2 separate regions of the Homo sapiens genome follow, and region 1 is linked to region 2. The links are chromatin loops, found by intact Hi-C in ENCODE. Cell type or tissue: PC-3. All regions are shown on one strand. Each heading gives the region's core, and the rest is flanking DNA. Links, peaks and the distances in the headings are about the cores only. Region 1 overlaps ALK (ALK receptor tyrosine kinase). Region 2 overlaps ALK (ALK receptor tyrosine kinase).

Region 1 (5,380 bases), core at 171-5,170, 600 kb before region 2:
CATCTGGAGATGGAGGGGCTGCCCAGTCTGAACCAGTGGTGCTGAGAAGGTCCACCCCGTCGGCCTCTGCTCCATCTCCCCTCTTGGCTTGCGGGCAGCAGTGGGACCTCCACCCCTAGGTGATGCCCTCCCCTCATGAACAGATCCAGAGATTGCTGGGATGGGGAGGAGACAGCAGTGGGGCTTGAGGATGGGCTTTCCTGTAGTTAGAGCCAATTTCTTTAACCAATATTTATTGAGTACCTACTTTGTGCCATCCCTGTTACAGGAACTTGGGATATATTGGTGAACAAGAGAAAGATCTTTTCTGACCCATGCTCATCCCCCGCACCCCTGCTTCTGATGTCTCCTTTAGATCAGGTGGGGGTGGGGAGCGGTCAAGGCTCTTGCTGGACCAGTAGCAGCATTTGGAGGAGCTGCCGCCCTTTCCTCACATGACTTCCAGGACTCCCCATCCTCTTGCATCCTCTCCTACCTCCCTGGTTCCTCTTCTTTGTCCCGCTTTGCTGGTTCCTCTTCTTTTCCTGACCTCTAAATGTTGAGGGTCCCTTAAGCTCGGTCTTCACATTCTTCTCTATCCGTATTGCATCCTAGGCAATCTCATCCTGTCTCAAATTTATGCTAATTTCTCCAATATTTATATCCCCAGCCTGGACCTCTCTCCTGAACTCTAGCGGCCTGTCTCCCATCGTCCACCTGTCTGCCTGTGGCTGTCTACCAGGCCTCTACAACTCAGCATGTCTGATATTGAACTCCTGATCTTGCCCCCAGATTTGCTCCTTCCACAGTGTTCCCTAACTCAGGTGATGGCAGCTCCCTTCTTCCAGTGGCTCAGGCACAATTTTTGGAGTCATCCTTGACTCTTTTCTTTCTCTTAATTTCTCATTCAATCTGGCAGAAAATCCTTTTGGATTTGACTTTCAAATTACACCCAGAATTCAACCACTTTTCATCCCCTCCACTGTTACAATCCTAGTCTAAGCCATCATCATCTCTTGCCAGGATTAATGCCATAGCCCTTGAATTCATTGTCTTGACCCTTCCCTTGTGTCCATAGATTCTTCTATGGTAGATTCTTCACATTGCAGCCAGAGTGAGCTTTTTAACACACATACCACATTATGTCACCATTTGCCTCAAAACCCTCCTATGGCTCCAACATGCCTTAAAGTGGCCTGATCCAGCCCTATTACCTCTGCCTTATCTCTTACCTACCCTTCCTTTGGCTCCCTCTCCTCCAGCCCGAGTGTTCCTTGAGCATCGATGAACCTCTGGGACATGGCCTTTGCTGGGGTCACTGTTTCCCCAGATATTTCCCCCTCCCTCTCCTCAGATGTAAGTTCCTTGAGAGCAAAGATCTTTCTTTTGTTCACCAATATATCCCAAGTTCCTGTAACAGGGATGGCATTAAGTAGGTACTCAATAAATATTGGTTAAATAAATTTGAATGAATTGAGTGCTGTCTGGATTGTGGGCTGGCTCTTCACAATATTTGCCTTGCAGGGGATGGTAATGGTGGAATTTAACATTTAGAACAGACTTGGCTTCCTAGGGGACATTTGGAAGTGTCTGGAGGCTTTTGTGATTGTCATTTCTGGGGGCTGTTACTGGCACCAAGTGAGTAAAGGATAAGGATGCTGCTAAACATCCTGTAATACACAGGACAGATCCCCGCCCCTAGCCACAAAGAATTACCTGCTCCAAAATGCCAATAATGCCACTGTTGAGAAAGCCTGATTTAGACTCATGCCACCAGGCGAGGTTTGGGAGGCACTGGAGAAGCAAAGACGGAGGGCTGTGTATGTGCACATGTGCTGTGTTTGGGGGTGGGGTGGAGGATTCTAGCAGCTGGAGCCCATTTCCAGCACAGGAGCTCCAGTGTGGCCGGGTACATAGAAGGGCAACTCCCCGCTGCCCCCATAGATGTGCAGTTGAACCAGCAAAGCTGCCACATCCGGCAGTTTAATTATTTTTTATTTATTAATCTTTTTGCGACAGAGTTTTGCTCTGTTGCCCAGGCTGGAGTGCAGTGGTGCGATCTTGGCTCACTGCAACCTCTGCCTCCTGGGTTCAAGTGATTCTCGTGCCTCAGCCTCCTGAGTAGCTGGGACTACAGGTGTGCACCACCGCACCTGGCTAATTTTTGTATTTTTAGTATATACATGGTTTCGCTGTGTTGGCCAGGCTGGTCTCGAACTTCTGACCTCAAGTGATCCTCCCGCTTTGGCCTTCCAACTTGCTGGGATTACAGGCATGAACCACCGCACCCGGCCCCTGCAGTTTAATTCTTAGAGTCCACTTCATTATCTTGAGAATTGTGTCTAGACACCATTTTTTCTGCCTAGTGAGAACTGGAGATGGAGGTAGTGCCTGACAACCGCCATTTTTCCCCCTTTCCAAGTGCCTCCTCAGAGGTGGAGATGTGAAGCCACAGCGAAGACCAGTCACTCTCCCCACATGCCCCTGCTATGCCTTGCCCAACCAGCAGAGTGAGCTGCCCTCTGTTCCTGGCCCAGAATCGCCTCCTCCTGCCTGCTTGGGAACTTCCTGTGCATCCACAAAGTTTGAGAGCTAGTAGATTGATTAATAAAAATGATAAAGTGCAGCAACCCCGAGGAACAACTAGATTTCAATTGAATTTTTAAAAAAGACGCGGTCCCGTGAAAAGACATAACTGATTACAGTCCAATCAAGTGAAAGTCCCTTGCAGAAGATAATGCAATCTTTCTGCTTAGATGAAGGAATTACATTAGCACTCAATAAATTCCCGTGAAAATTATAGCAGCCTGTAATTTAATGGCTTAATATATTATATTAGGTTGGAAAGTCCCAATTATAGTTGCTAAATAAAAGTTGGAGTTGAGACATTTTTTATGCAAAAGGTTGCACTTGCTAAGCTTACTCCTGTCGTTTCACCTTAACCCCGAAGGAGCAGAAGGGAAAAACTGAACTTTACTTTTCATGCTTCCTCAGCTCCTAGCCCAGGGCCTGGCTCTTAGGAGCCCTGAATTTATTTTGTGGAAGTAAACTGCTTTCTCGGTAGCCCCTCTTCCCATATCTCTCTGCCAAGGATGTTCTCAAATAAGTTTCTGGAGAAGGAGCTGGGGGTCCTGGGTGCTAGAACATAGCTGTCTGCTTTGGCCCCTTTTCCCAAGCAAAAGCTGTGCTTCAGGTGAGGGAGGGGGGGAGCCTGGCCCAACCAGGAGATTCACCTGGCAGGGTGCTGAGTTCCTGCTAGGATGGCCAGCTCTGCCAGGTCCTGCCTCCCCCTAGCACAGGCAAGAGGTGAACCACTGGGGTGCTGGGAGTTTGCAAAGCTGCTGTTTAATTACTCTTTGCTGTCTCATTCTCCTGGTATGAACTTCCAGGAGGAGGGTGTTGAGTGTTGGTGCCTCCAAGAGGCCTTCCCGGGGCCTGACAGAGTGCAGACGAGAAACCCCTGCTCTGGGCACTTACACTGGGGCAGGCGTCCTCTCCCTGCTGCCCAACCAGGATGTACAGCATGTCATCCTTCTCCAGGTTGAAGATGCCCAGCACAGACACGCCGTGGGACCGCATCATGGTGTTCTTCCCGCCTTTCCCGCCAGCAGCTCCGTAGCCCGAGATGCTGCAATGGGACAAAGAACGTTGGCTCCCGCTGTGGTATGAAGACTGTCCCCCTTCCTGCCAACCCAGCAGCTTCCAGTGGGCTAAGCACATCGCCATCGTGGTCTGAGGGTTCTCCCCCATATCAGTCCCTGCAGAAAGGGATTCTTCTCCCCCACTTCAGGAAAGGACGATCAAGTTTAGAGAGGGACAGGGAGTTGCCTCAGTCACAGAACTAAGAAGGTGAAAGACTAGTAAAGGGTGCAAGAGAGAAAGAGAGGAAAAGGGCAGGGAGGAGGGAGGGAAGAAGGGAGAGAAGGAGGGGAGAGAGAGAGGGAAACAGCAGAGAGAGAGAGAGAGAGAGAGAGAGAGAGGAGACTATATGAATGTGGCATATTGGGGTGATGGCTTTCTGAATACCTAGGATTTCCTCATTATGGTTTTCTCTCCTTGTCCCAGATCAATGGACTCATGTGACCTTAGACAAGTAACTTCCCTATTCCTCATCTATACTATGGGGATAATAAGTGAACTTGCCTCCTAGCCTACATGTGCTATGAGGATTAAAGAAATTAAGACATGTGGTCTTAGAATTGTGGCTGACATGTAATAAGCACTCAATTAGTATTAGTTAATTATTATTATTATTAATGACGGTAGTAGCCATAATTGACTTGGTACAAAGTTGTAAAGTCTCCCCATGGGGTCTGGAAACAAGGAGGTTCCTCACAGAATGACTGAGGAGAGCAGTGTATATGAGCCGACTGTCTATTCCCATCTCACTGGTAACTCCTCCTGGAGAAATATGTGTGCAAACAAACAACCCATCATGATGAAAATAAAAACAGAGTGTGGGGATGGGAGATGATTTCTGCTGCCTCTTAGGTTGCTGCAATGAAGTCAAGCAAGGATGGGGAGAAAAGAACTCTCTTCTGAACCATATCAGAAGAGCGGCATGTCTTGAAGACAGCTAACGCACCAGCTAACAAATGTGTCCCCAGGGACCAGCTGCCAGGGTATGGGACTCGGCAGACTTTCACATCCATGTGTATTCAGATCCAAGGTCTTTTACAAAAAACCAGGAAGAGATGCAAGGCAGTTTTGCCCATGTGCACATAGTAGCTCCTTTATCTACAGTTCCAGGAAATGTCCCTTCTTCCAAGTGTGTGAGGGGCCTCCCGGAGCTCTCACAAGGCAGAGCCCACGGCCCTTCTGCAGAGGCTGTTTGCGAACATGGCAGGCAAGGAACTGAGGTCTTCATGGAATGCAAATGGAGAATCTAGTGCCCATTGCCCTGGTGAGTGCCTGGGCATTGATGGGAGTTTATTGAATGTTGGGAGCGGTGTAAGGCGTTGTGAACCTGAGATAGCTCCAGGCTCTTCAAGAGCTCACAAAGAAACTGAGGAGACGATCTTCATGATGAAAAGAGAAGTCTCACCATAGGGTGGCTATGTTGAGGAGGCAAAGTGGAGTGCTCCCGGGCTCCCTGATCAGGTGGGGCCATTTCCTGCCCCTGTGCCCTCTCTGAGCCCCAGCCCCTTTCCTAGTAAGAGAAGAATCATTTTCATTCCAAACAACATGATAGTCCAACAAAAGGAGCTCATGGGTGAAAGCCCCGGGGAAGCTGCAAATCTCTGGCCAAAATAAGGGTCGTCAGGTGCTTAGGGCCAGGAGGGAGATGGGGGATTGCGACAGGTGGTTGTGGGGTGTGGTGATGGGGTGAGGAAGGCTGATGTTGGCTTCACATGGAGCTTGCAGATGGGTAGGGCTCTGAGACAAGCAGAAAGAGGTGGTG
Region 2 (5,380 bases), core at 128-5,127:
CTAGTGGGCATGAATCAAGTAAGAATAGAAATAAATGTTCAATTTTCACTTCACCATGAGAGCATGTAAAGAAACTGCAGGTAGTTGGGAAATCAGGAGAAGCTTGCTTCCTGAGAAGGCGGCAGTTGAGCTGGGCTCTAAAGTATGTGTAGGGATTGACAGGGCAAAGAGAAGTAGGGAGAGGGCTTTCAACAGAGGCAGGGGCATGGAAAGAAAGAGAGCCCAGTGTGGGTGGGTGCACAGCCCAGAGAGCACTTGAGGTAGGGAAGTGGAGTCACACTACAGAATACAGAGAGGGCTGTCAGGGGACAAGACCTCCGGACTCCGGCCACATAGAGCCCTCATGCCTGGAAGGAAAGTGAGCATCAGGCCCTTCTTCTCCTCTCCTCTGTTGGAATCTCTCCAGGTATCAGATTGAAAGAACGATGAAAAGGCATCCCTGCTCTGCATCCCTGTGTCTCTATTTTCCTCCACCACCCCTCACGGCACCTGTGCAAGGAGCAAGTCCACATCAATAATGCAGCAGCCTCCAGGCAGCAGCCTCCGGGCTTGGCCCTGAACCTGTAAGACACTGAACAAAATAGGAAATCTGCCTGTTTTCAGGTCCATCTTTGGACACGATCATCTCTCATGCTCTACAGTGTGAATTTTCACTAGTTGGGTTGAAGCACTCATTTATTTTCCGTATCCTGAGCTTTCTAAAAAAGATGGAAGCAAACATTAGGAAGAAATCCAACAGCAAGAATCCTTCAGTGCCCAGAATAATCACTGCCTTTTATGGAGCACTTACCAGGTGCCAGGCACTGGGCACATGCTTCACAGGCATTGTTTCATTTCATCTTGACTATATTGCATGTTCCAGGCATTTTAGCTCCCATTTTACAAATGAGAAAACTGAGGCTCACAGATGTAGAATTTACTCAAGGTGACACCGTTCATAGGTGGTAGATTCAGGATTGGAGCCCAGGTCTACCCTGTATCTCCTTGAAAGCATCTCAAGCATGCAGCATCTCCTTTCTTGAAAAATTACAAACATATCTCACCACATCCAGCTCTAGACAGTTTTGATGCCATTGTCCTTGGAAGCTTAATTACATGATTACTCGAGATCTCTTATAGACTTTGACATTACCAATATCAACTGCACTCCTCAGCCCAACCCAGCCCTCATTATCTCAAGCCAGGGAGCACAGTTTAATTCTGCAAAATCAATAGGACACATGGTTGGGCAGAAAAAATGGGGTATACGAAAGCACTTTGTAAACTGCAAAGGTATATAAAATATTATTAAACTCATCCTAAGACATAAGTCAGGAGTATGAGACTCTAAAATGTTAGTTAAATTAATATGACCAGCAAGGCCACACATCTGGTAAGGTCAAAACCACTAACTTCTCAGCCAATGATGTTTGGGGAAAATATGAGACTGCTTCTTTCTGCCTGAGAGCTCTAATCACACAGTATGTTTATTGTCTACATGGTACTCACCCAATTAGAAAAAAAGTGAAAAATTCAGCTGATTTTGCCAGGTTTTGTGGGCTTGACACAATGCCAAGTAGCAGTAGCCAGTCTCATCAATTTTCTCAACTGATTTGACATGTTATTTTGGTATATGAGTTGACAGAGCTGGAGGCAGAAAATTCTAGGGGAAGTACCAACTCTAAACAATTAGGACAATGTCAGTATGTGGAAAGTAAGTAGGGTGGGAGTGAACAGTAAAGATTTTTCAAAGTTCTTAGTGAAGTTTGCTTAGACATCAGCTATAATGCCAATATAATAGACATTTTATCAGCTTAAAAATCAAGATGAAAAACTGAGATTGCAATAGGAAATACTTTGTCTAGAAATGGCAACAAGCCAAAAGGGTGCGAGTATAGAGAGGGGAGATCACAAAAATAGGAGGAAAAGAAAATGAGGGGTATGATTCTGTACTCCCCTAATTGGCAGTTGGTCCCAAACCACTTTACTGTGGTGACCTGAGAAGTCTTTCCACATTAGTCACACCAAAACACAGAAAGACCAGAGTTTCCTGATCTGCCTTCAGCACTAACAGTACCATCAATTGCAGCAAAAGAATCACACACCTTCACTTCAAATCATGGCAGGCAAAATTCCATTTGCTTTACCTTTCAAAAGAGCACAAAGGCAGTGTAACTCATTCAGAGCTCATGGTAAAGAAAACTGCCCCATTAGACAAGCTCGCAGAGCCTTGCAATCTAAGCCAAATAAAAAGGCAGCAGTCATTCAGGCGGGGCTGGTGAGTGGGTAAATCAAGTGGTGACAAAGAAACAAGCAATTTTGACCCATGTCTTTTTGTGCAGCAAAAGGCTGAGTATCCTGCTAGCAGCTAGCAAATAATAAGTAGCAAGAGTTGAAGGCAAATTTTGATGCTCTTTTTTTCATTCTAAGCTGATTTAGAGGCTGAGAAAGTAGCAGAGAATGTAAACGTTTTGGGGTAAAATTCAGTGGCCATATTATAGGGATATATTGACAGTTAAGACCTAATAACATAAGGGGGGAAAGGTATTTCCATCTGAGAGTACTGAAACCACCAGCATTTCTACCCTCAAATAACATTGCTGTGCATTTCTTCCATGCCATTCTTACAAGAGACAAGAAACGATGTGTCTTCCCATTGTACAGAACTGAAAATGAAGTTATGGAGTGTTTTCTTTCTCCCCTGGGATCACAGTAGTATACCATGCTGGTGCTTCATCCAGATGTTCGTGTATCTCCTTCTACAGATTCCCCATTCACCACTCTCCCTTCCCCAACCCAGACTGTATGTGGATATAAGAAAGTCCATGATATGGTTTGCCTGTGTCCCCACTCAAATCTCATCTTGAATGGTAGCTCGCATAATTCCCATGAGTTATGGGAGGGACCTGATGGGACACAATTGAATCATGTGGGTGGTATCCCCCATATTGTTCTCATGGTAGTCAATAAGTCTCACAAGATCTGATGGTTTTATAGGGGGAAACCCCCTTTGCCTGGCTCTCGTTCTTACTTGTCTGCCTCCATGTAAGACAAGCCTCACCTTCCGCCATGATTGTGAGGCCTCCCCAGCCATGCGGAACTGTGAGTCCATTAAACCTCTTTTTCTTTACAAATCACCCAGTCTTGGGTATGTCTTTATCGGCAGTGTGAAAATGGACTAATATAGTCCAACTCACTTGCCTTGAGTTGAGACATCACCGAGGCACAACTTCCATTCCATAGCTCCCCTGTAGATCATGCTGCAGCATGACAAATGAGGGGGTTTTGCCTGAGATCATTCCATAACTCAGCTTCTTCCCTTCCCCATCCTGCTTCCTGCACTTCCTTAGCAATGTTCCCAGGGAGCACTTCTTTTAATAAGTCCCTTGTATACTAATTCTCACTTCAGGGTCTGCTTCTGGGGAACCAACCTAGACAATCAAAATAGCAAATTTTATCAAAGTTATCTGTATCACTCAGGTTAGGCTAAATTACATTATGAAAATATACAAACCTCAAAAATTGCAGTGGTTGGACATAATAGAGAACTACCTCTTGCTCATACTACCCGGCCATTGAAAGTAGAGAGGGGCTCTCTGCTAACATTAGTCACTTAGAGACCCAGGCTGACCGAGTCACCATTTTGAACACTGCTAGTCACCATGAAAAAAATAGAGATTGGAATGCTCGTGTCAGCAATAAGTGTTCACTCAGAACTGACATATACCACTTCTGCTCACAACTCCCTAGCCAGAGCTAATTTTGTGGCCCCATCCAACTAGAAGAGAGTTTGTCCTGCTAAGTATAAGTAAGTGTAATATCACCTTAAGCCAGAATAAGGAAGAACTTCACTAATGGCTACTGCAGCAAATCAGAGCTTAGACCCCTAATCTGTTACCTCCTTGTGAAACATGCTTTGGTTTTCATGAATATCAATTTAGCTCCAAAATCTATTTACTTTCTACTAGAGATTACATGGTTGGTTGGAGAAACCAGGAGCTGAAAAATGTCACTGTTATTCCAGCTTAATATGGAGCTCTTAGGTAATCCATGGTCAATGCTACAGTTCCTCCATATGCAAAATGAACTGACAGCATTACTTTATGTGTTCTTTCACTTTGGTCAAGATAAAATAACTGGTACAGAGCTATGTGTCCTAGTGCAAACATTTTTGAAACTAAAAAATATTCATATTAAATAACTGCTTTCAAACACTGGACAGCAGGCAGTAAAGGACTGTAATCCCTGATCCCACTGTGAACACAGACATCCCCCTCAACTTTTGATAGAGAGGTATTATGAACTAGAAGTTGTCCTCTGTTGTTTTAAACCACTGATATTTTGAGAGTTGTATGTTTCACAGTATAACTTAGCCTATCCGGAATTATACAGATAATTTTCTGTAGGGAAACAGATAAGGTAAGGCATGGAATTGACCTCATTTTCTATCTGGAGGCACTTGTTGGAGAGTGACATCACAAAAGAAGGCCAAAACATGGTCTTGCTGAGGCCAGGGAAGAGATATTGGGATTTGGAGCTACTGAGGTGCCTGGAATTTGTAGGATATGGCACCAGAAAGAAGGGAGCAGTGCAAACAATGAGATCTACATATGTGCATAGGTATTCCCTTGAGTCTTTGGCTGAATACTGTGCTGCACATGTGCAGTATAAGACTTCACAGAGCCAGGAAAATATCTACTAGAGAAAGAAAAATTACCAAAGATAATTGCTCCCATAACTGCAAGATACTGTACCCCAATCTACTGGAGATGGCACAAGACTGTGGAGAATCCTCGATAAATTCATAGAAGCCCCAGAAAGTCCATGCTTAGGAGTAGACCTAAACTAGCCCTAGGTTAAAGACTACTTTAGATCATCTCTTTAAAAGCTTAAAAGCAAGCTTCAAAAGGACTAAACTGATTCACAAGTAAATTGCCTGCCAGAACAAAATTCAACTATTTATTAAGGAAGACAATACAACCAAGGCAGTCAATAATGTAACACCAATAATGTCTAGCATACAATCAAAAATTACCAGATAGGCAAAGAAGAAAGAAAATGTGACTCATTTCCAGAAGAAAAGCCAGTCAATAGAAACAAATCAGAACTGATAGAGAAGAATTGATTAGCATTCATTTAAATGACTTTAAAATAGGTATTGTAAGTTGTTCATATATTTAAGGGAAAATATGAATTTAATAAAGAAACAAAGAAACAATTACAATGGAGAAATGGTAAGCAAAAAAATTTTAAAAAGAATCCATCTGCAATTCTAGAACAGAGAAATACAATATCTAAAATGAAAAGTTCACTGGATGGGCTTAACAACAGAGGACACTGCAGAAGAAAAGATTAGTGAACTTGAAGAGCAGTCATAGGAACTATCAAAACTAAAGAGTAG

Evidence for each region. Hi-C counts contacts between places; a loop is a spot of excess contacts. Peaks named below come from ENCODE experiments on the same cell type or tissue, not always from the same donor. Only the 100,000 strongest peaks of a DNase experiment are listed, where the experiment ranks them.
Region 1: it touches region 2 in a loop (4-fold over the local background); 17 of 110 quality-filtered maps call a loop at or near these places.

Annotation. Positions count from the first base shown.
Region 1 is chr2:29,236,224-29,241,603 of GRCh38, forward strand. ALK (ALK receptor tyrosine kinase) reads right to left here. Exons shown (of 29, transcript NM_004304.5): 13 at 3,457-3,607. Among named protein-coding and RNA genes, the nearest start is that of CLIP4, 120 kb to the left of the region's middle. In PC-3, for the core only: CTCF peaks have their summits at 2,485 and 2,690; a DNase peak (open chromatin) is centred at 2,488.
Region 2 is chr2:29,832,797-29,838,176 of GRCh38, forward strand. All of the region lies in intron 1 of ALK (ALK receptor tyrosine kinase), which reads right to left. Among named protein-coding and RNA genes, the nearest start is that of ALK, 86 kb to the right of the region's middle. In PC-3, for the core only: no CTCF peak of the experiment used is centred there; a DNase peak (open chromatin) is centred at 2,075; H3K4me3 peaks cover 368 bases; H3K27ac peaks cover 1,428 bases.